Regions from separate parts of the Mus musculus genome. Here region 1 is linked to region 2. The links are chromatin loops, found by intact Hi-C in ENCODE. Cell type or tissue: left cerebral cortex. All regions are shown on one strand. Links, peaks and the distances in the headings refer to the core of each region. The heading gives the core; the rest is flanking DNA.

What was found. Peaks named below come from ENCODE experiments on the same cell type or tissue, not always from the same donor. Only the 100,000 strongest peaks of a DNase experiment are listed, where the experiment ranks them.
Region 1: a loop joins it to region 2, with 2.1 times the contacts of the local background. A loop is called at or near these places in 2 of 42 quality-filtered maps.

Annotation. Positions count from the first base shown.
Region 1 is chr3:117,834,337-117,845,384 of GRCm38, reverse strand. It overlaps Snx7 (sorting nexin 7), which reads left to right. Exons shown (of 9, transcript NM_029655.3): 3 at 5,347-5,457; 4 at 6,401-6,565; 5 at 8,049-8,247. Among named protein-coding and RNA genes, the nearest start is that of Gm52614, 16 kb to the left of the region's middle. In left cerebral cortex, for the core only: no CTCF peak of the experiment used is centred there; DNase peaks (open chromatin) are centred at 2,553, 5,039, 5,343 and 7,112.
Region 2 is chr3:117,710,512-117,721,559 of GRCm38, reverse strand. No RefSeq gene overlaps it. Among named protein-coding and RNA genes, the nearest start is that of Gm52614, 140 kb to the left of the region's middle. In left cerebral cortex, for the core only: no CTCF peak of the experiment used is centred there; DNase peaks (open chromatin) are centred at 4,009 and 4,475; H3K27ac peaks cover 977 bases.

The sequences.
Region 1 (11,048 bases), core at 1,248-9,247, 120 kb before region 2:
TGAGTGCTATTTATTTTTCAAAATGCAAGGTCTGCACTGCCTAAGAAGGCTTCTCTGGCTGCTCACTGCCTCCCAGCATTCCTCTGTTCTTTCAAAGGAACCCTTCAGGAACATAAAGCATCAGGTTGTTACAGAAATGAAACTGAAAATGTATCAATTCTAAGCCACATAGTCCATCTTTAGTAGATGCTAGCTGATTCTGTAACTCAGAGCTAGCCTTGCATTGAGAATCGACTAAGTGAAGCAGTCAATGTAAAACATTTAGCCATTGGTAGTAAGTGGTCAGTAACTGCCATCTACCCACTAGTAAGTAGAAAAGTGCATGTGGACTGGATTTGTATTTATCCAAAGGGAGTCTGAGCTTCTTAAGGAAAGTGTGTGTGTGTGTGTGTGTGTGTGTGTGTGTGTGTGTGTGTGTTTTATTTTCATGTACAGTCATGGTTTGTCTATGTATATGTCTGTGAGGGTATTTGATCCTGGGTTGTGAGCTTCCATGCAGGGGCTAAGAATTGAACCCGGATCCTCTGGAAGAAGTTAAGATGCTGAGCCATCTCTCCAGCCCCTCAAGGAAGGTTTTTCCAAATACAATTCTTGGGATCCACTTAATTAAAAATCTAATCATTTTCTTGAATGAGTGAATGAAGTCTTTGTATTTTTGTGGTATCGAGAGGGGTTTCAGCAAGAGATCGTAGAGTTGAGTAGAGATTTCTTTTCTTGCTATGTGTCTTGGGCATTTTAATCAACCTCTTTTTTAATCAGTTTTTTAATTTTTAAATAAGGTGACAGCAGTAACTTTGAACACTTTTATAGAAACCTGAGTAGATTATTATAAGAATACTGTACAGAGCAGACCCAAGGCTCCTGCGGGTCCTCATCTAAGTGCCTGCCTTCACCCGATCTCTGAAACAGTTATTTCCCCATCATTTGACTCCTCAGAGATACTGGTTTTTGAAATGCCCATGAGATCTGATTTTGATCAGTGACATACCGTGAATCATCCATATTGACATTATATTTTAATCTACTTCATTTAAGTTAATTTAAGGTGGGTGGGCATGAGTGTGTGTGCACGTGTTGCCACCGCACATGTGGACGTTAGAGGGCAACTTGTGGTAGTGTTCCTTTCCTTCTTCCATGTGAGTCCGGGGATTGCACTCAGGTTGTGTGAGTTGGTGGCAGGGGTCTTTTCCTGCTTAAGCATCTTACTGTCTTCCTCCATCCTAGTTAAATGGGCCGCTTTTATAGTAGTGATGATAAGGATGCCATTAGGTGGCATCAGTGGGGGGACTCTGAGTGCACACTGTGTGTACCACAGTTTACACTGATGAATGACAATGACATTGGAATGTTTTCTTAACCAGCTGACATCAGTGGTGACTACACTTAGTGGCAATGCTTTAAACACATTCTACATACCTGGAAACAATTTAAGATTGTTCACATTATTACTTGTTCTCATTTTCTTCCATCATAAAATGAAACTCAGGAACTCTGCAACAGTTGTACAGCATAGTCATCAGCAGAGCCGCACTTAAGCATAAACTGTTTCCTTCCATACGTCTTTTTCCATTACAGTTTTACCTGCCTGCGTATGGATGTGGCAATTTGTCCTGTACATTATTATAAACTAAGTGACCTTTTCTATTATTACTTTTATCCTAGTATTTAAACTGTACACATATGCAGTAATATACATTACATATATAATTCTATAAACATCTACTATATATAGGATATATATCAAAATTATTTGTTGTTTGCTTATTATCAATCATGCAAGGATTTGTTCTATAAAGTATTTTTTTTTTTGTGAGTGCTAGTGTTGTTCAGATTCCTACATACTCAAGACTCTATCTCTGGCCAGGCCACACTTGATGGACAGAGATTTCTGCTTTCAAAATATAGATGATGATGGAGAATACAATGATGTTAATTACTGAATACTTGCTTAATTTTAAATTGTATGAAGGAAGAAACAAACTTGTCACAAACATGGGACATGTATGGATGGCTTCTCTGAGAAAGCCTTGCTTGATTTTATATAGAATCTCTAGCCCAGGCTGGCCATGAAATCACTAGCCAGCTAGGATGAGTTGAACATATGAGCCTATTGTGTGCACTTCTTGAGTGCTGCGATGACTTGTGTGCCCAAGCCTACCTGGTCTGTGCAATGCTGAGTATCATATCTCATGCAAGCTAGACATGAATTGAAATTCATCCTCAGCTCCAGTTTCAGCTTTATAATATTGCCATTCATGCATACTGAGGTCTATAAAGATGTAGACTATATATATGTATGTGTGTGTGTGTGTGTGTGTGTGTGTGTGTGTGTGTGTGTAGTCACCTGTACACACCAATTACCCTAGCTTGGAATCATTTAACAGTAATCCAGCTATAGAAGGGTGAGCCCCAGGACTCCCACATTCAAACATCTGTTTCATGAGAAAAGGACCTTTGTTACTGAGCCTGACATTCTTTTTCTTAACTTACTCTACATACTGCTCATTGCCCTCCTCTGAGTCATCTCCTCCCACCCTCATCCTGATTTCCCTCTCCTTCTTCTCTGAGAGGGTGGCCCATCCCTGGTATCTCTCTACCCTGGCACGTCAAGTCTCTGTGGGTCTGGGTGCATCCTTTCCCACTGAAGCCAGACAAGGCAGTCCAGCTAAAAGAACATTTCCCATAGACATGCAACAGCTTTTGGGATATCTCCCACTCCAGTTGTTCAGGACCCACATGAAGACCAAGCTGCACATCTGCTACATATGTGTGGAGGTCCTCAGTCTAGCCCATGTGTGCTCTTTGATTGGTAGTTCAGTCTCTGAGAGCACCAGTGGTCCAGGGTAGTTGACTCTGTTGGTATCCCTGTGGAGTTTCTATCCCTCTCTGGGCCCAAAATCCTTCCGTCAGTTCTTTTATAAAGTTCTGAGTTGATTGCTTGGACAAACTGCTTTGCCCTTTGGGCACATAGAGATTACGTTCCTTTAGGAATTGTGGAAATACATCTAAGAGAAGGTCTTTTCTCCCATATTATCATCGCGGAGCATATATACTGCCAGCTAGTATGCAGGCAGTAGCTGTTGTCCTCTACTAATGAATTGATTATTAAGATTCATTTATCCCAAAAGCAGTTTTGTAAATCTTCTGAGCTTAGCATACCTGCATTTGATGAGCAAATGCATATATAAATACATTTGCATATGCAAATGCTCCCATAGACACTTGCATTCCAGTTAGAAGCATTATTGATACTTGAAGCACATACTTTAGAACAGGCGTTCTTTCTGTCAGGCTCTGTCATCAAATTCAGTTCATCATATGGCTATAAGTGACCAAATATGACTACTCTATGTGGGATGGTGATTCCAAAGTCTACTGTAGGGAAATTACTCATTCTCTAAGCTGAAGTGACTCTATCTGCTTTGCTATTTGTATCCCACGCAGGAGGAGTATAAGGTCCTGAAGTAGAAAGAAAGAATATTCTTAGATTTGAACTCATTTTCTATTGTCTTCAATTGTTGTTATATGCCAAAAAATCCCTTTAAACCAGTGACAGAGTGAGGAGGACAGAATTAACTGATTCTTTGATTCGGTTTGGCATCTTCATGCTGGCATTTTCAACAGATTGCTTTGTGTTTACTAAAGACTTGGAGCGGGGCGTGGTGGTGCACTCCATTAATCCCAGCACTCGGGAGGCAGAGGCAGGCAGATTTCTGAGTTCAAGGCCTGCCTGGTCTACAAAATGAGTTCCAGGATAGCCAGGGATATACAGAGAAACCCTGTCTTGAAAAAAACCAAAAAAGAAAAAAAAAAAACTTGGAAGTGACTGAGAACGTACACAGCTGAATCACATTCTCGCTGACCATTGCTCGAAAGCTTCATTGGTGTTCATGGTCATACCAGTTTATTGCTGTGGAAGTGGTTCATGAACCTGTTTGTAGTGCCTGGTGCTCCGTCCGATAGAGAGTGACTAACTGATGATTTGTGTGTGTATATGCAAGAGTGATGCATATGCATACGTACATCCACATATCAGTCAGTGTGTATATATATTGTTCAACATGTTTTTACTGGATGTAGATCTTCTGTTCTTACTGTTTCCATATCATGTGTCATTTTGCAAAATGACTACATTTTTGAAGTGTTTTGTGAACATTTAGATCCCTAGGCTGCTGCAGCTGATGAACCCCCACCTTTTCCAACTGCAAAGAGAACGTTTACTAAGATAAACTGTATGATATTGTAAATATCAACTCTGTAGGGTGGTGTAATTCCACAAGCTTCTTAGCAATTTCTAAGCCATTAAAACTGTACCCTGTGACAGCTTAATTTTCAAGTGGTTCGCCCATGTCGGTAGTTGTTATTTTCTGGGATGGGAGCTATGTTTGCAATATTTTTTATTTTATTCCATCTTCACTCCTGCAGGAAAATCTCAACCTAAATATTACAGTATATAATTTTTAGCATGCAAAAAATCCAGTTAAGTGGTTATTTTCTCAGGAGATGTCATAGATGAATTCGAGGAGTGCTACTTTTCTTTTGGCCTGTGGTTTAAGCAGTAACTGTGAGGTCGATATGGAACCCATGGCCTTGCCACATGAGTTGGCACAGATTTTTGGTTCGCCAGGAAGAGCGGACCTAATATATTTGCTAAAATTTTAAGACTTTAAGCATAGAGCTCAAAATAAAATAAAATAAAATAAAACCCTCCCCCTGAGAAATAACAGGAATAAAAGATTTTTACATTAAATATCCATTAATTATATTCTTTTGGAAAAAGTGGCAAAATCACTCCAAAAAAAAATGTTGGAATTTTTACATACCAACAGCAGATTTTAGTGAAAGCAGCTCACTTGAACACGTTCCAAGAAAACAGTCTTCTCAGTTATATTCAGGTTATTTTCCAGATTTTTAAAAATAGAACTTTCCTCAAATTCTGAATTCTAATCATGTCAAGAAAAGAATAATGTTTGAAACCTACATTCAGAGCACACTTTCTAAGCGAGAAAAGCCACGCCAGAGCAATAGTACTCAAAAGCCTGCGGGAGCCAGATGGCTGTTGGAAGACAGATTTTTCAGTTTCGACTTTAGATTTAAGCATGGTGTTTGCTTTCTTTGTGGGAAAAAAAAAAAAAAAAAAAAAAAAAAAACCGGAAAGTTCGCTTAATTTCATCTGCTGCATGAATAGATGACTGGAAAAAGAAAATACAGGCTGACAAACACTGAATAATTAAGATTCAAGTTTTCTTAGAGACCTATTTTTTTTTCATAATATCTAAAATAGAATTAGGCAAATGTCTTCTGTCTTCCACTGCACGGGCTGCTATGTTTTCCTTCTTCTCTCAGACATCTCGTGGGGAGTTTGATTCCAGTGAATTTGAAGTCAGGCGACGTTATCAAGATTTCCTGTGGTTGAAGGGCAAACTTGAAGAAGCACACCCCACTCTCATTATTCCCGTGAGTTTATAAGGGTTTGTGGAGCTTGTTGTTTGTAATATAGCCATTGTGTTTTCTTGAGTATTTTAGAGTGTCTAAAACATAGTACCAAACATAATACTTTTAAATCCAATGATTTTTACTTAGGAACATTTATTTCTAAACTCTTTGATTTAACTGTAGCTTTTTAAATTATTATAACACGGAATGATATTTTATTTTTCCTGACTAGTTTTATGTTTTTAAATATATTGTACTTACTCGTTTGTTTATTGTGGAGGTAGCCTAAGGATGCTGTCATATATAAGAAAGGTCCCAAACTACTGGAGGGAGGGGGAATTCTCCTTCCACCAAGTGTATCCCCAAAGTTTGAGCTCTGGTCATCACCCTGATCAACAGGAATATTATTTTCTTGGGAAGTCATATTCCCAGCCTGGATTTCTTTTAAACTTATTTTTATAATAAATGATGAGGTGGTGTTCAACTGGTCTTCAGAATTTTTTGCAACCTGGTGTGCCATGTTATAGGCAAGATTCTGGGTTTTTTGGTTGTTTTTGTTTTGTTTTAATATAATTGCTATTTGTGTGTAAGCAAGCTCGTGTACGCAGGTCAGAGTACCACTTGTCGGATTCGTTTCTCTCCTTCCACCTTGTGGATTCTTGAGATCAACCTCAGGCTGTCAGAATTGATAGCATGTGCCTTTAGGTGCTGGGCCATCTCAAAGCTTTCTGATAGATGCTTTAAATAAATTTTATTTTATTTTTAAGTTGGTACAGAGAGCAGCAGGGTTCCTAGGAGCATTTGTATACATACATGGTGGTTCCCCACCACTCCTCTGTGACCTCTGTCCCCATACACCTTGTATCTGTCTCTGTCTCTCCTCTCCATCTTCCATCCTCCATTCTGAATCTGCTGCCATGGGCATGTGTTCTCACATAGTTGTTGCTTTTGTTTTTGGTCTCAGCCATTGCCAGAAAAGTTTATCGTCAAAGGCATGGTGGAACGTTTCAATGATGACTTCATTGAGACCCGCAGGAAGGCGCTGCACAAGTTTCTGAACAGGATCGCTGACCATCCCACTTTAACATTTAATGAGGATTTCAAGGTTTTCCTCACTGCACAGGCCGAGGTAAATGGTTCTGTTTTAAATTCAGCAGGCCCTTTAGTATCCATGTGTACCGCAGACTGCAGGCTCCCTCTTTCTCACCTTCACAAAGCAGGCAATGGTGTCCTGCCAGTGTTCTAGTGAAATGTTTTAGAAAATATTTGAGAATATTAGAAAATATTTTAGGTATAACCCTGATGGGTGGGTTGTCTGGTCAGTGAGGGTTACTCTTTGGTCACAAATGTGTTTTCATAAGACTTTTTGGAAAGAAAACCTGTGGGAAGACAGACAATAGCTTATTTCATGTTTGGATAAATGATGCATTGCTTATAAACCTGCACATCAGGAATTATTTTTATTCACAGACTATTTATCTCTTTCCCATGTGTTTTGCTCTCTAACTTTATTTGCTTAAGCACACTGTATTTCTCAAGGGATGATTTTCATGGCTGAATATCTGTTTTCTTTTTCATTTTTTTTCAATCTGTAGCTGTCTCTCCCATGTTAACTATGAAATAACTGGGTGCATGTCTTCTGAAAGAGCTCTCTGCAGACAGCCAGTCAGGGGAGGAGGTGTCCCAGCTTACTCACTCCAGACGACTTAAGAGTCTGGTTATAAACTAGAATGAGAACATGACGGAAGCAGGGTGTGCCCTGTGCAGAGCAGCGTGTGCCCTGTGCAGCAATGGAACCTCAGAAATGAGCTTGCTGTGATTCCCCACCCCATTGCTTAATTGCTCTCAGACCTTGAACAACTTATTCTCCTTACCATTGCCCCCATTTTCCTTTGTAAAGTAAGGAAAATAGTAGAAGTTATTGTGGGTTTATTGTCAGTTGTGTGTGTAAGACGGCACGGGTAGATACAGGAACACACCAAACTGTCAGTAAATATCATCTAGTATACTTGAAGAATTAATTAAGGTTTCCACTCTTATCAGTAGTAATGTGAGTCCCAAGAAATCCTCTCTGGATCATTTGTATATGGAATCTCTTTGCTAAAATGTAGATTGGGAACTGCACAGATGACTCAACGGTTAAGACCCTTGATATTCTTACAGAGGACCTGAGTCAGGACACTGGCAAGTGTCTCTAACTTTAGTTTCAGGGGACCCAACACCTTCTTTGACCTCTGAGGGCACTGCATGTCTGTGTACTATGCATACATACAGGCAAACACACACACATGCACATAAAATAAAAATAAATGGAAAAGATAGAGATTGCTTATTACAATCTTCTTAATCGCTGATCCCAGTGTTTTGTTTTAAAGATTTACGCTCTGTGGAAACACTGTCCACATGAGCACTTTGAAATGAACTATTATACAGTCGAATGGGGGTGTAAGAGGATGATACCCCCCCCACCACCACCAAATTCAGATGTTTCAAAAGTGAACGTTTTTAAAGACACACATGGAAGTGCGTTGTCTTTGTCTCTGTCGTTGCTTTGCTGCAGCTGGGAACGCTGCCGCTTGACTCGCAGCACTTATTTCACTTTCTGCTTCTAGGAACTGTCTTCCTATAAGAAGCAAGGCCCTGGCTTGCTGAGCAGGATGGGACAGACAGTCCGAGCAGTGGCATCTTCCATGCGAGGAGTGAAGAACCGGCCGGAGGAGTTCATGGAGATGAATAACTTCATTGAAACCTTCAGCCAGAAAATAAACTTAATAGATAAAATATCTCAGCGGATTTACAAGGAAGAAAGGGGTAGGTCATTAAAGGCTGAGCATACGATGTTCAGCCTCTTTCTCATCTGCACTTTGGTGTGTTGACACTGTTCGGATTTCACTTCCAAAAACTGTCTCATGCCCTGACATCCATTGACAACGGTTGAGGAACTGAGGAGTTGGCTCAGGCTGTAAGGTGCTTGGCCTTCTCTCAGATAGGAGGACTTGAGTCGGGTCTCCATCACCCATATAGAAACCTGGGTATCATGGCAGGTGTATGCATGCCCTGTGCTGGAGAGACAGAGGCAGGTAGCTCGCTGGGGTTCCTGGTTCAACAAGTCAGTTTGAATCCCTGAGCCTAATGTCACACTGAAGGACCCTTCTCCTAAAACCAAGTGGGTAGCTCCAGAGGGACAACACCCAAGGTTGTCTTCTGACTCCACCCCACACCTACACATGCATGCCTGAGCACCCGCTCACACAGAGAGACATATGTATACCCTTGCACACATACACACCCCTCCCACACATACATACTTTTTTTTATTTAAGGCATTTTTATTAGATATTTTCTTCATTTACATTTCAAATGCTATTCCCCAAAGCCCCCTATACCCTTCCCACACCCTGCTCCCCAACCCACCCACTCCCACTTCCTGGCCCTGGCATTCCCCTGTACTGGGGCATATGGTCTTCATAATACCAAGGGCCTCTCTTCCCATTGATGGCCAACTAGGCTATCCTCTGCTACATAAGCAACTATAGACACAGCTCTGGGTGGGGGGTGGTACTGGTTAGTTCATATTGTTGTTCATCCTATAAGGTTGCAGACCCCTTTAGCTCCTTAGGTGCTTTCTCTAGCTTCTGTGTTCCATCCAATAGACACACTGTTGTCCTTAGTGATGGTGCTTATGTAGTCATGGCCAGTCTCCATTTGGTTTTATGGAGTTCTAGGTGTTCTAGCTTCTATGTGTCGATCATGACATGACTGCAGTGCCAGTCCTAAGCTGGAGATTTAGTTTATGAAGTTGGTGTCATTCAACATGGATTGTTTCTCAAAAAATCAAAGAATGGCATTTCAGGAATTGAATTCCAATATTTTACTGCAATATTTTACTGGTGGTTGGGAGAGGGATGTGTTAAGTCATGAAGACTTACATCTTGAAAAAAATGGTGGTCTTTCCTGTTCTCTATCTGCCTTTAAAAACAATCATGCTAATCCTTAGTCTTTAATGATTCTACTCCAATTGCTTATTGATATTTATTTTCTAATTTCAAAATTATAAAGAGATGGGAGAGCCAGCAAACATGTTTTAAATATTTGTTGGTACTGAGGAGGCCCCACTTATAAGCAGAAGTCACTCTGCTGGCGCCTCATTTGTAAATCTGTAACTTTTCTATACTCATCACTGAACTGGACATTTTATTTTATTTCTAGTGTATACTATGTAGTTAGCAGCCATATGATAGAAAAAGAGACCGACTCCATGAAGGTGTCCTCTGACCTCCATGTACAAACTGTAGTCCATCTGCTACGCTTCTCCCCAAATCTATACAGAAATGCATGTAGAAGGGAAAAAAGGGAGATTGGAAGTAGGAGAGGGCTCAGTGGTTAAAGTACATGCTGTGGAGCCATGAAAAATAGAGTTGGAATCTCCAGGAATCGTGTCAATTCTGGGCCCAAGGCATGCGTCTGTTACCCCACAGCTGAGCAGTAGAGGGGTGATCCCAGAGGCTCCCTGGCCAGTCAGCCTATACCAGAAATAGGGGAGCTCTAGCATCACATGCCTAAAAATAAAAGGTGAAAAGCTAAAGAAAGAGACACCAAAGGTAAACCACTAGCCTCCATGTGCAGACACATGGATGAACACACTCATATACATGATTGTATGCATACATACAAGCATACATACATACATAAACATACAGAGAATTAATAATGAAAAATAATTTAAATATAAAACAGAAATGTTTGTTTTCTTAAAACCACAGAATTATTTTCCTAAATGTAATACAGTCTTTGCTTTGTAGTGTCTCAATGCAGTGTAATGATTGGGTTTGATCCTCCTTACAGTTGTTATTTTCCCTCCCTTCCTCCCTTCCTCCCTCCCTCCCTCCCTCCCTCCCTCCCTCCCTCCCTCCCTCCCTCCCTCCCTCTTTCTTTCTTTCTTTCTTTCTTTCTTTCTTTCTTTCTTTCTTTCTTTCTTTCTTTTTTTCTTTCTTTCTTTCTTTCTTCCTCTCTTTCTCCCTTTCTCCCTTTCTCCCTTTCCTTCTCCTTTTTGCTTTCCTTTTCCTTTTGTGGCCTCTCCCTTTTTTCTCTTTGCATGGAGTCTCAATATGAACTCCATCTAGCCTCCCACATGCTAGAATGTCAAGTGTGCACCAACACCACTGCCTTACGGTTTTCCTTATTCTCGGGAAGCTAATTAGTTAAGTAGGTTCTGGGACTCCAGTTCTGTGAAGCAGATTCCTTATGCCCAGTTAGACTGGGCAGCAATTCAAAGCATGCTATGGAAACTGCTGGCCCCCTAAGAGCCACAAAGATGCCCATAAGCTTTGAAAACAAGAGCTCAGATTTAGCAAGTCTGTAAGATCTGAGCTTTCTATACAAAGAGTGAAGCCGTTAAAGACCTTCTTGCCCAACCTCGGAGACTTCTCATTATATAAGATCAGGAGGATATCAGAGAAATTGGGGAAGGGGAAATCATGATTAAGCTATGCTGCATGAGAAACACTAAAAAAAAAAAATAAAGAAGATGCTAAGCATCCTTAACAGAGCTGGAGACAGGATTCCATTCAACATATTAGAGATTCCATTGGGAATTTTGAAATCTAACCGGT
Region 2 (11,048 bases), core at 1,088-9,087:
GTCTAGGCCTTCCCACACATATGATCAGACTGAAACTTGACCTTCATGTGGGTTCCAAACAAATGGAAATGGGGCCATCTCAAAAGCTGTTGCCTGTGTTAGGGATATGTTCTTCTAGCTGGGCTGCCTTGTCTGGCATCAACGAGAGTAGAAGTGCCTAGTCTCGAAGACACTTGAAGTGCCCAAAGGTGGGGTGTACTCAGGGGGTCCCGACCCACTCAGAGAAGGGGAGGAGGATGGGAAAAGGGTGACAGGGAGGGAGCCAGTAAGAGGGATGTACAATGAATAAGTAAAAGAAATAAATTTAATTTACCCAAAAGGAAAACTGTGAAGGCAGTGGCATGAAATGTGATTATTATAAAATTGTTATGACAATCTCTGCAGTGCTTTGTGTTAGTGGCCTCTCCTTAGATAGGATGAATGTTTCAATTTTTTTGAGATAAATTGCCAGGTACAGTGCTCCTGAAAGTTATAATAATTTTGGCTTTTTATTTTCCTGTTAATAGACTGAGAATTTATTTTGAAATTTTAAATTTTGTGCTTGTAATTTATGACTTGTGATCTAGAATTTTACTGTTGTTTAAAGATCTTCCTTCTTTTACCTGGAAGCATTACCTTTTCATTAAATGTTTCGGGTCACTTTGTTTGGCTGTGTCTTTATTTTCTGGACCCACATCTTCTTAAATACTTCAGATTTCGTTGTTTAAGGGGCAAAAGTTTTTACAAAGTTAGACTACCATCATTTGGCCTAGTAACCATTTCATGCAAATTTGATTTTTTTTCCCTCTAAGTGCTTGGCACCGGGATTAAATTCAATATGTCTACTCTCAGCTTTTCTTTTGATATCATTAATCTTTTAGCTAAATTGTAATGTTAGAATTTTTATTCAAACATTTTAATGAAACAACTCGGTAGCTTTAGATTTTTTTTTTTTAATGCTGGTTGACATCAGGTGCTTCTACATTAAAACAATAAAAATAAAATACAGAAATTTCTGATTTTAAGTATTATATGCTCATGAACCTTCATAATATTTGCTGATGAAATTGCATATGCCTTATTTTTGTATTATTGTTGTAGCAGTAGAACACAATTCTCAACTCAAAAGGGGAAGGAGTTTATTCTAAAGCCAAATTATTATGGACCGTGACTCATGAGAAAGCTTTAAATTATCAGAAATTCTAAAGCTGAAGTGGTTTCATGTTTTATAAACCAAGACACTCTCCAAATACATCGATAGAAGAATTCTGTAGGTGGGTCAAAATAAAGCAGGAATCCTACAGATGCTCTCTAGTGACACTCTTAGCCTCTCTGTGGAACGTTAGAAAAGCCTACTAAGTAAATGTACTCAAAGGATGTTGGCAGTTATAGAGTTATAACTGCTAGATCAGACACAGACAAGGAACTCTTATATTTGAGATTACTTAAACAGATTCACATTTTCGATGTCTAAAACATACAAGAATAAGAATTCAGTCATATTTAATAAATGAATGCACTTCATCTAGATGTAAAGTTTGCATGCTAGGAAAGCTATTGACTTGATTTTAGGTCTCCCACATGCTCCTTGTTGGAATGTTTCTGGCTGTTCAAGAGACATAGCATACAACAATGTAGTGTGTTATTAGTCAGCAGACATGCATTTGCATTAGTTTGGCATACCTAGGCTGTTACCGTGCATCATAAGCTTTAGGAATTAAGTATTTTTGAAAGTGAAATACTAGTGGTATTTTAAAATATTTTTAAACCACAACCACACTTTGCCCCAGTGCATGGTCCTAGAACATAGTAAATTGTGGTAAACTTCAGGTAGATGGGTGGCATTATGATTTCGATCTGATCTGTCCTCCAATTTCCCTAAGCTAACAGCTTCTTCACCAAACATGGAGATAGCAAGAATGATGCCACATTTAGGAGGTAGGGCCTAGCAGAAGAAAATGAGTTTCCTAGAGGAAGTCCTATTAAAGAATAATAGAGCCCTGGTCCCTAATTCTCCTTTCACTTTCTGGTCATCATGAAATAGTAGCTCTGTTCATCTATGTGCTTATTGCTATGATGTTAGGCTCAAAGCATCAGGACCAAGTGACCATAGACCAAAACGTCTAACATGACATATGATAAACTGCTATTCCTTTTAGTTGATGTTTGTACCAGCTAAAGGAAAAGGTTCTTGTGAAGTCATATTGGCCCAGTCCAGAGGAAGGTGGTCATCAGGTACTAGAACAAAGAACAACTTCACACACACAGGGGGTTTTCTTGATAAGATCAAAGAACAGGTCTTAGAAGTAAAGGGTGAACAAACATTTGATTACCAAGAAAGTCTGCTAATCTCTTGATAAATCAATGTCAGAGTCTTCACGTATCTTTCTGGGCCAATGATGTACAAGCATGGAGTGCTTGGGCACTAGGAGAAAGGTGTGAAAGGTGGGATCCTCATGTATCTTGAGTGATGTTCTATTGTGCCGAGACATTAATAAAGGTAGATTCCCAAGTCCCTTCATTTCTTCTCCCTGGAACATTTTGCCTATTCCTAGCTTGAATTTGCTTTACTTTCTCAGCTGCAATTGTTAAGCCTGAGTCACCACCCTTGATACGTCCTTAATGCCTGCAGTCATAGATGAGAGTCCACTGCTATCTGGTACTCTAACATGGTAGTCACTTAGATACCATCCTTCACCATCATTCTGGAAAACTGCAACTTCTTTCTCTGTTCTGCTGGGCAATGAACCTTTTCAAGATGGGATTTACATCTATTTCACCATGTAGGCACAGTGAAGGAATATGAAGGCACTTTGTTAAAAGGGAAAATTTAAAGGAATAAACATGTCACTTATTTTTCTAATAACTCTTTGCTCTCTAATATGTAACAGAATAGAAAATGAAGCACTGGTAAGAAAATTAACTAGGGATTTTCTGTCACTCCTCTGTCATGCATAGTTGGATGGTTCTTCAAACACAAACTTAAAATAAGAATTGTCTTTTCTATCTCACAGGAGCATTGTATGGGTCACTTGAGACAATTCTGTGAAGTGTGTTGTAAAAAATTCTGTGTACCAGGCATGTTATTATCACTGGAGGGGGGCATCAATGGCATAAAACAAATTGCATTGAAATTCATCTCCAGAAGAAACAAATACAAAATGATACTTCAATTTCATTTAATGTTGAACATGAGTTTGGTGATCAGTTTTACTGCACATCATCAATACATGGTTACTCAGCAAATGCTGGAATCACAACTTAATTCCTTGAATTAAAAACATTAGAATTTTGGGAGAAAGTGCAGGAGGCCTGGCATTGTTAAATAGATTTGATTAAAGAAGAGTCCTTTATGAATATTTTCTTTTTTCACAGATTGCAGTCTTTGGAAGGCACTTGTTCAAAGCACATTCTTGAATTTTACAGTAGGTGTAGGGAGGCTTTTAAGACAAAGCCACAAAGTTAACAAGTTGGGTTTTTTTTCCCTGTTTTTGGTTTTTGTTTTCTTATTTTGCTCTTTCTTGAAGATTTTTCTTCTCTTAAGGTATACGTTTACCTGCTGCTTTCATTCATCAACTTTTTAAAAAGTGACAGGATGGACAAGATAAATACATATTGCAAGAGGACTCTATTAGACTAGCTTACAGGATACAAGCTGGGTAGTTCAACAATATCCATGCCAGGGATGTTGGGAATTCTACGTCTGCTCCACCCAAAACTAGATGCCTCAATGGTCGCAGTCTGGTTCTGAGACCCCATAGGATTCCTGGAGAGTCATTTGCTTGCTGGGTTCTGACTGCAGTAATAGCTGGAGCAGCAGCAGCAGCAATGGGTTAAATGAACCCACCAGCAGGAAAGGGAAATAAGCAAGCAGATAGCTCTCTTTTCCCTGGGACCTGTTCATATATCTGGGCTGCTGCAAGTAGAAGATACTGGCCCAGTTAAGCTTCCCTGATAATTCTATGAAAGAGCCATTCAGAGGGATGCCTCTTATTTGATTCTGGATCCAACTGAGTTGGCAATCCTCCGTGGTTTCTTCACATCCCACTTGGCATTTCTGGGACTATTGACAAATCACACACTCAGCTTCATATTGTGAGCCTTGATAGTATAGTTTTCTTGCTTTCTCACTTAAGTGTGTCCTAAAATATTTTGAACTATCTCTTTATCCATTTTATACCTTTTCCTTCCAAAAAAGAAGAAGTTGACTTGGTTGTATGGCTAAAAAGTAGCTCCAAAGGGAGATAGAGAGGGAGAAGAAGAAAGAGGAGAGGAGAGGGGAGGGGAGTGGAGGTGAAGGGAGAGGAGGGGAGGGGAAGGGAGAGGAGGGGATAGGAGGGAGAAGAAGGGAGGGGAGGGGAGAGGAGAAGCAGAGAGGTTCATGACACAAAAACTTTTGTAATCAGTAGGTCTGAAGTCTAAGCTGTTAGTGGTGTGGGTGGTGTGGGTGTAGGGTTGGCTGAGGGTGCCAGAGATGCAGCAGTGAGTCTTCTCACAGTGAGTCTTCACAGCTCCACATGAAGTGTTAAGACGGAGTAGACAGAATCCTCAGCAGCCAGAAAAGCAGAATCATTTCTGGGCTATTTATAGACAAAGATTGTTCTGTCATTGGGAACACATTTGAAACTAAGCTCTTTTCTGAGGCTTGTTCCTGTCCTTTGGCTCTCCCCAGGGTGACTGCTTTCCTTCCAGAACTTATACTTTATAGATTTCTATATCAGAACCTAAAAAGAATGTGAAATAATCCTGATATTGCTGTCCTTTCTAGAGTTTTCTCTTCCTTTCCCAAGTTCTCTCCACTATATGTTAACTCCACGTTATCACATCCGCAGTCATAACAGCCTTAGGCCTGAGGATGTCATGCCTGGCTTACTGTTACTTTAACAATCTTTCTCTTGTAACTGTGCATGTTGCCAACACTCATGGAAGTTACTTTTTCAAATCCTAACATTTGTTTCTTTATGTGATCTTCTCTGGCATCATTTTTTCTCTCCTAAACTATTTCTGACATTCATTCCATTTCAATCAAAAACAGCTAGTAACCAAAATTCCTCCATAAGCCTAAATCTAAGCACAGTGGCTTCTCCTAGCATCCTTCATCTTCTCTGTGCCCTTTTACTAAGATCTTGATGAGATCTTTCAACTTGTTTATGAATTTAAACCCCTTAATTATAATTATTTATCTTGTTTCTTCCCTTCTTCCCTACAATTCCACTGTCCATCTTAAGTTCTCCCTTTTATTGCATATATGTCAAAGCTCCACTATTGGCTATATCTAACTCTTTGCCTACTTCTACTTGGCACCTGCTCAGGTGAACATTTTTTGAGAAAACAAATCAGTTGAGTTGACTCACACACTCATAGTTAATCACTTTACCTTGGTTGTTAATACCATTCAATCCAAACACTCAATTCCCTGCTCCATTTATTCCCTGTTGTCGCAGATGACTCCTTCCCACCCCCTCTTTTTACCCTCACAAACTTCTGTTTCACCATCTTCATTCTTGGACTGATTAACCAATCAAAAGGACTTCTCAAGTTCTTCTCATTTGTAAACACCATGTGTTCCATCTGTTACAACAGGACTACCTATTCTTTTGTGTTAAATTCTCCCATCCTTTGCTACTTAAGGACACCATTTCAACCAATTATCAGTTTTTATACAAGAATTAGTAGCTGTTTCTTATTAAGTTTTCTTCACTGTATCCAAATGTCTCCCACCTTAAAAATATCACCCTTGACCAGACTTCCCTTATCAGATACTAGCCCATTTCTCTTCTTTACAAATTCTTTTGGTAAATCAAAATAGTTGCTTGCACACTGTTTTCTAGATTCTTCTTCTCTATAACTTATTACAGTCACATTCACAACCTCTCATTTCACCACAACTGGGCTTTTTCAATTCAACAGTTGGCATGTCCTAAATCAATGGTCGTTTTTAAGGTTTATTTTTTTTTCTATGGAACCAACAAGCAGAATTAAGAAAGCTGGTCTTTCTGCTCCGGGAAGTGCCACTTGACACCTTGAGTACTACATTCTTTACCCTACTAACTCACGAACCAGCAAAAAAAAAAAAAAAAAAAAAAAAAAAGGTACAAGAAGGTACTATGAAGTAGAAAATTAATGGTTCTTTGGAGAGTCAGTTGTGTTAGATGGTGTTTTACTAGGGCAAACACTTGAAGGAGTGTTTTCCTGCAGAGGACACTGGTGTGAATGGGTACTGCAGACTTGTGAAGGAAATTTTCAATGAAGCAGACACAGGAAAGAGGATGTTCTACTAAAGCAAACACGTGAAAGGACACCCGATGAAGGATTCTTTGCTAACATCAGGCATGTATTGGTCTGCCTTACATTGCATAGTTGAATTCCATTTGTCACACCTTGGAGAACTTGGGCTGATTGGATGTGTATGCTGAGGCAAGACACATGTGATGAGGCTCAGGACAAGAGATGTTTTGAGGGTATAAATAGGAATCAACTGAGTGATAGAGAGAGCTTTGCTGAGGGAGGCACAGTGGAGAACGTCTTCTGATGTCCTTCCTGGTCCCTCCTGCTAACTCAAGTCAAGGCTGATGCCTAGTTGTCCATGTCACCACTGTTACTAACCCAACTCTAACAAACTGGACTGTTGGTGTATCCTCCATCCATGAAATGTTTGCGAGTGGATGGAGCTGTCTCTGCCTGCTAACCTGTGAACTAAACTGCCAATTTCCAGACTACACAGATGGGAGTTGCTCCAAAGAACCTTTATAAACAGGTCCACTTCCCCATATCCTTTCTTTTCCACTACTTTTGGTTGGTGGTGGGCTATAAGGAAGGTTACAATGTTTAAGAACCATCATTAAAAATAGGATTTGGAAAAATTAAAGTTACAGTACTATAACATTAAAGTGAAATTGTGGGCTTTTATATTCTTTTAGTATTTTTTTATTATTATTTTAAGCACCTAAAAGTTGTCTTATTCAGTTACATATATTTAAGTCTTTTTGTAATCTACTGAATGATCTGGCACATTGGTCAACACAAGTTGGACTCCATGGTTTATTGTTGTCTAGTATTTATTTTTGGTTTTGTTTTTGAGAGACAAAAAGCCATGAAGTTGGGTGGGTAGAGAATAGAGAAGATCTGGGAAGAGTTAGAGGAGTAGAAAGAATATTATAAAAATATATGAAATTTTCTTACAATAAATGCAAACATAGAAATGAGCATGGGAAGTGTTGGGGGATGGAAATGAATTGGAAGGAATTGAATGGAAAACTGTTTGATCACTGTACATAATACACGTTTAGAAATTTTCAAGTGAACAAAAACAAAACCCACTTCAAAACTCAGTGGTATGTTTGATGGATATCAGAACAGATACATAAGAATTTGGTTTATACTTTAGGATATATCATCTCCTTTCTTTTCATTTTAGCAGAAACACATCCTTATAAATAGCATTCAACAGAGTCCTCCCTCTTTTTTGGTTTGACAATCATTACTCTTCAAATAAAGTGATCTAGTCTCTTGAGTGAGGTGTGTGAGTGTGTGTGTGTGTGTGTGTGTGTGTGTGTGTGTGTGTGTGTGTAGGGGGGTAGTTTGGAGTTCACAAATCTATGTGGGTGTATTTGAGGCTATGAGTAACTTCATAGCCTTATGGTTTGAAGAGGGGACTCTCATTGAACTCGAACCAGGGCTAACATGACTGACTTATAAACTTCAGGAATCAACACAGATGGTTGTAAATACACATCACATATCCAGAATATTTTCCTGTGCTTCTGTGTTCAACTCTCTTCACTCTCACCTCCATGAAACTATTTATATACTTTCTGTGACAATAAAACATTTTGCATTTTCTATAATCTGACTTAAATAAAATATAGAGGATGATTTATTTTTACTTGATTTCTTTCTCTTAGCATAATAATTTTCATGTTAATTTAGGCTGTGTGTTTTGATACTTTGAGTTATCATCCATTGAATAGATCTACAACAAGTGCTTTTTATCTGATTTAGTTTAGTTTCACGTCTAAATGTTGATAGCCACTTGGAATGTATCTGGTTTTAGACTATGGCAAATAAAACTCCCCAATCACTCTCATTATCTTGGAGAGGACACCTATCTTAGTGTCTCTGGAGTAGATGGGGGGAAGGGACTAGATAGCTAGGTACAAGGTGAATGCATATGTTTTTATATTTATATTTGTATTTGTATTTATATTTATATTTATATTTATATTTATATTTACACTGCTGAATGGTTGCACCAAGTCAGGCAGTAGTTTTGTTTTCTTGGCAATGATGAACAGCTCTACTTATCTCACTACTACGTGAAATACTGTTTTTTTTGTTAAGCTTTTGTCATTTAAGTGTAAAGTATTCTAATGAGTGTTTAGAATGTCTCACTGTGGTTTTAATTTGCATTTACTTAATTCCTAAGGAGCTGTAACATTTCTTTCTGTGCTGATTTGCCATTCTCAGATCGTCTTTGATTACTGAGATGTCTATTCAAACCATTTGTAGATTTTAATTGGGTAGCTTGTATCGTTCAGTTGTATTGAATCTGTATTACATTTTGCATGGAAGGCTTTTCCTTAGATAAGTATCCTAAAGATTTTCTCCCAGCTCTGTATTGACCCTTCATTTCCTTAAGGACACCTTTCAAAAAGTAAACAGAGTAGCAGAGACCAAGACCTATGCATGCCTTGCCTGAAGTTACCCAGCTCACATGTGTCAGGTCTGTAACTTAAGTTTAAGTCTGTTTATTTTTCACACCAGAGGTCTTACTTATTATGTCATCTTTCTAAAAAAAATAAAATAATGAATCTATATCAACACATAATGTTAATGAGTGTCTACCGCTTTGCACATTCGTTTCTTGAGAATTAGTCTAATGAACAAAACATGGCTTCTGCGCACCTTCAATCAAAGACAAATACGGGAAGAAAAGAAGGCCACAGCATGATGATGACATCATCGTAATGCACTGCACTGAAGCTGAAGAGCACAGAGCAGACTAAGATTTTTTATGTGGTGCTTCTGAGAAGATGACCAATAAAAGGATAACCCTCTTCAGCATGAACCTGACATTCAAAAAGCTGTGGGAATCATTGTTGTGCTGGGTTGCTCTAGGTCAACCTAACAAAACGTGAAATCATATCAGAGGAGTTAAGGAATTGCCTGCCTTTGATCAGGCTGTAAGCAAGCCTGTAGGATGTTTTCTTAATTAGTGATTGATGTGGGAGGACTCAGCCCCTGGTGGGTGGTACTTCCCATTGGATGGTGGTTCATGATGCTTTAAGAAAGCTGATGGAGGAAGTCATGTGCAGCAAACCAGTAAGCAGCATTCCTCCATAGGCTCTACTACAGCTCCTGCCTATGTTTCTGCTTGGTTTGAGGTCCTGGTTTGGCTTCCCTCAATGGACTGCAATTCATGATATTTAAGCCACATAGACACTTTCCTCCAAGGAGGAGAGGAAAGAATTTTGGTTATGGTGTTTCATTCTAGCAATAGAAACCCTAACTAATACCCTAACCCTAACTAACCCTAATTCTGTACAATTGGAAGTAAAGGTTATATTCCTGGGAAAGTAGCAGAATTTCCATTTTTAATATGTTCTGAGATCTAATTGTGTGACTCTTTACATAGACTTTATCCTCTAAGCCTCCTTGAATATTTATCTCAGCACAATAAAACTATGCTTTTAAAATATTTATTTGGGCAACTGTGAGAGTTATGGAAAATGAGTATGATGTAAGGACAACCTACTATAACTGGACAACAGAGATTAAACTGACAAGCTAATTAGGTAGAATGAAAGGCCTGGATTTATGAGATAATTTTAAAAGAATAATGAATAGCTCAAATACAGAGCACATAACATGCTAACCAAGTACAGTGAGTGAGCCAAAGTGAAGTATCTATGAACTTACTAGCTGAAGAACTGCAGAGAAAAAAATAGTCCACCCATTGTGTATCTGAGACTCATTATCTGACAATATGCCTCAGGTGAGCAAGTGGCTCAAAAGCCATAAGCTGAAAAGAAAACATGATCTTTAATAACGAAAAGCATAGAAAACTCCAACATTAAAAACTGTATATGACCCACAGAAAAGCAAGGTTATTCTAATGTTATGCAACATTGTCAATTGTCATGTCTGCCTTAGGTATTGTATATGGCATAAGAACAGGCTATAATCACTATTAATCAGAGTACCTCATGACAAGCTGCCTGGGCCACACAGGCTGGTAAACTATGTAGTCTAACCTAGAGAGTCGAAGATCTTAAACAGCCAAAGGCTACATGTGTCTTGAGAAGAGAATCATCTTAGTTTTGGAAGCCAATGCTAACACATGGCATTTGGTATACAAGCTTATCTTATGTAACCTAAAACCATGTATAAAATCCATGTCAAGGATAAATTTGAAATCTTTTCATCAAAATACAGAAATCTAGATTATTTGGTCATATAAGATGATCCAACAGCTGAAGATCAGAAATTGGACATGGGAATTATCGACAGGTGTTATACTTTGTCTACCCATAGACTCTCTTTGAAGTTATATTTACATGAAGTCCAATGGACTGCTTACTTTTCTTGTTTTCTGACTCTTGCAGTGTCAGAATGTAGTGTTTAAATTTATAAGCCATGGCTTATATGACAAGTGAAGTTCCAAGTGTCAGACTACTCCATAGTTTGGTCTTATAGAGATATAATTGGACCCTTAAGAGAAAAGGAAAGAAATACTATGAAATATATATTGAGAAATGCCATCTCTATGAAGTCTGTACACCTGAACAATAGATCCCACTGAATTAGATAAGAAGGCTTCCTGAATAGTTACTACTGAAAATTGGCTACATTTTAATTTGGATCAAAATAGTAGTCTTTTTTTTGTGTGCCCTTCTTTTCTTTCCAATATTAATTTTCCAATATTCTCTATCTTTTGTGGTATCTCTTCAAGATATGCCTATGTGTATTTGTTTATATTTTATAAAATATTTCCAGTTACTAAAAAGGGAGTTCTTTGACAGTTATTCTTGGTTTAATATTAGATGCTATTAAAAATACTTGAATATTGA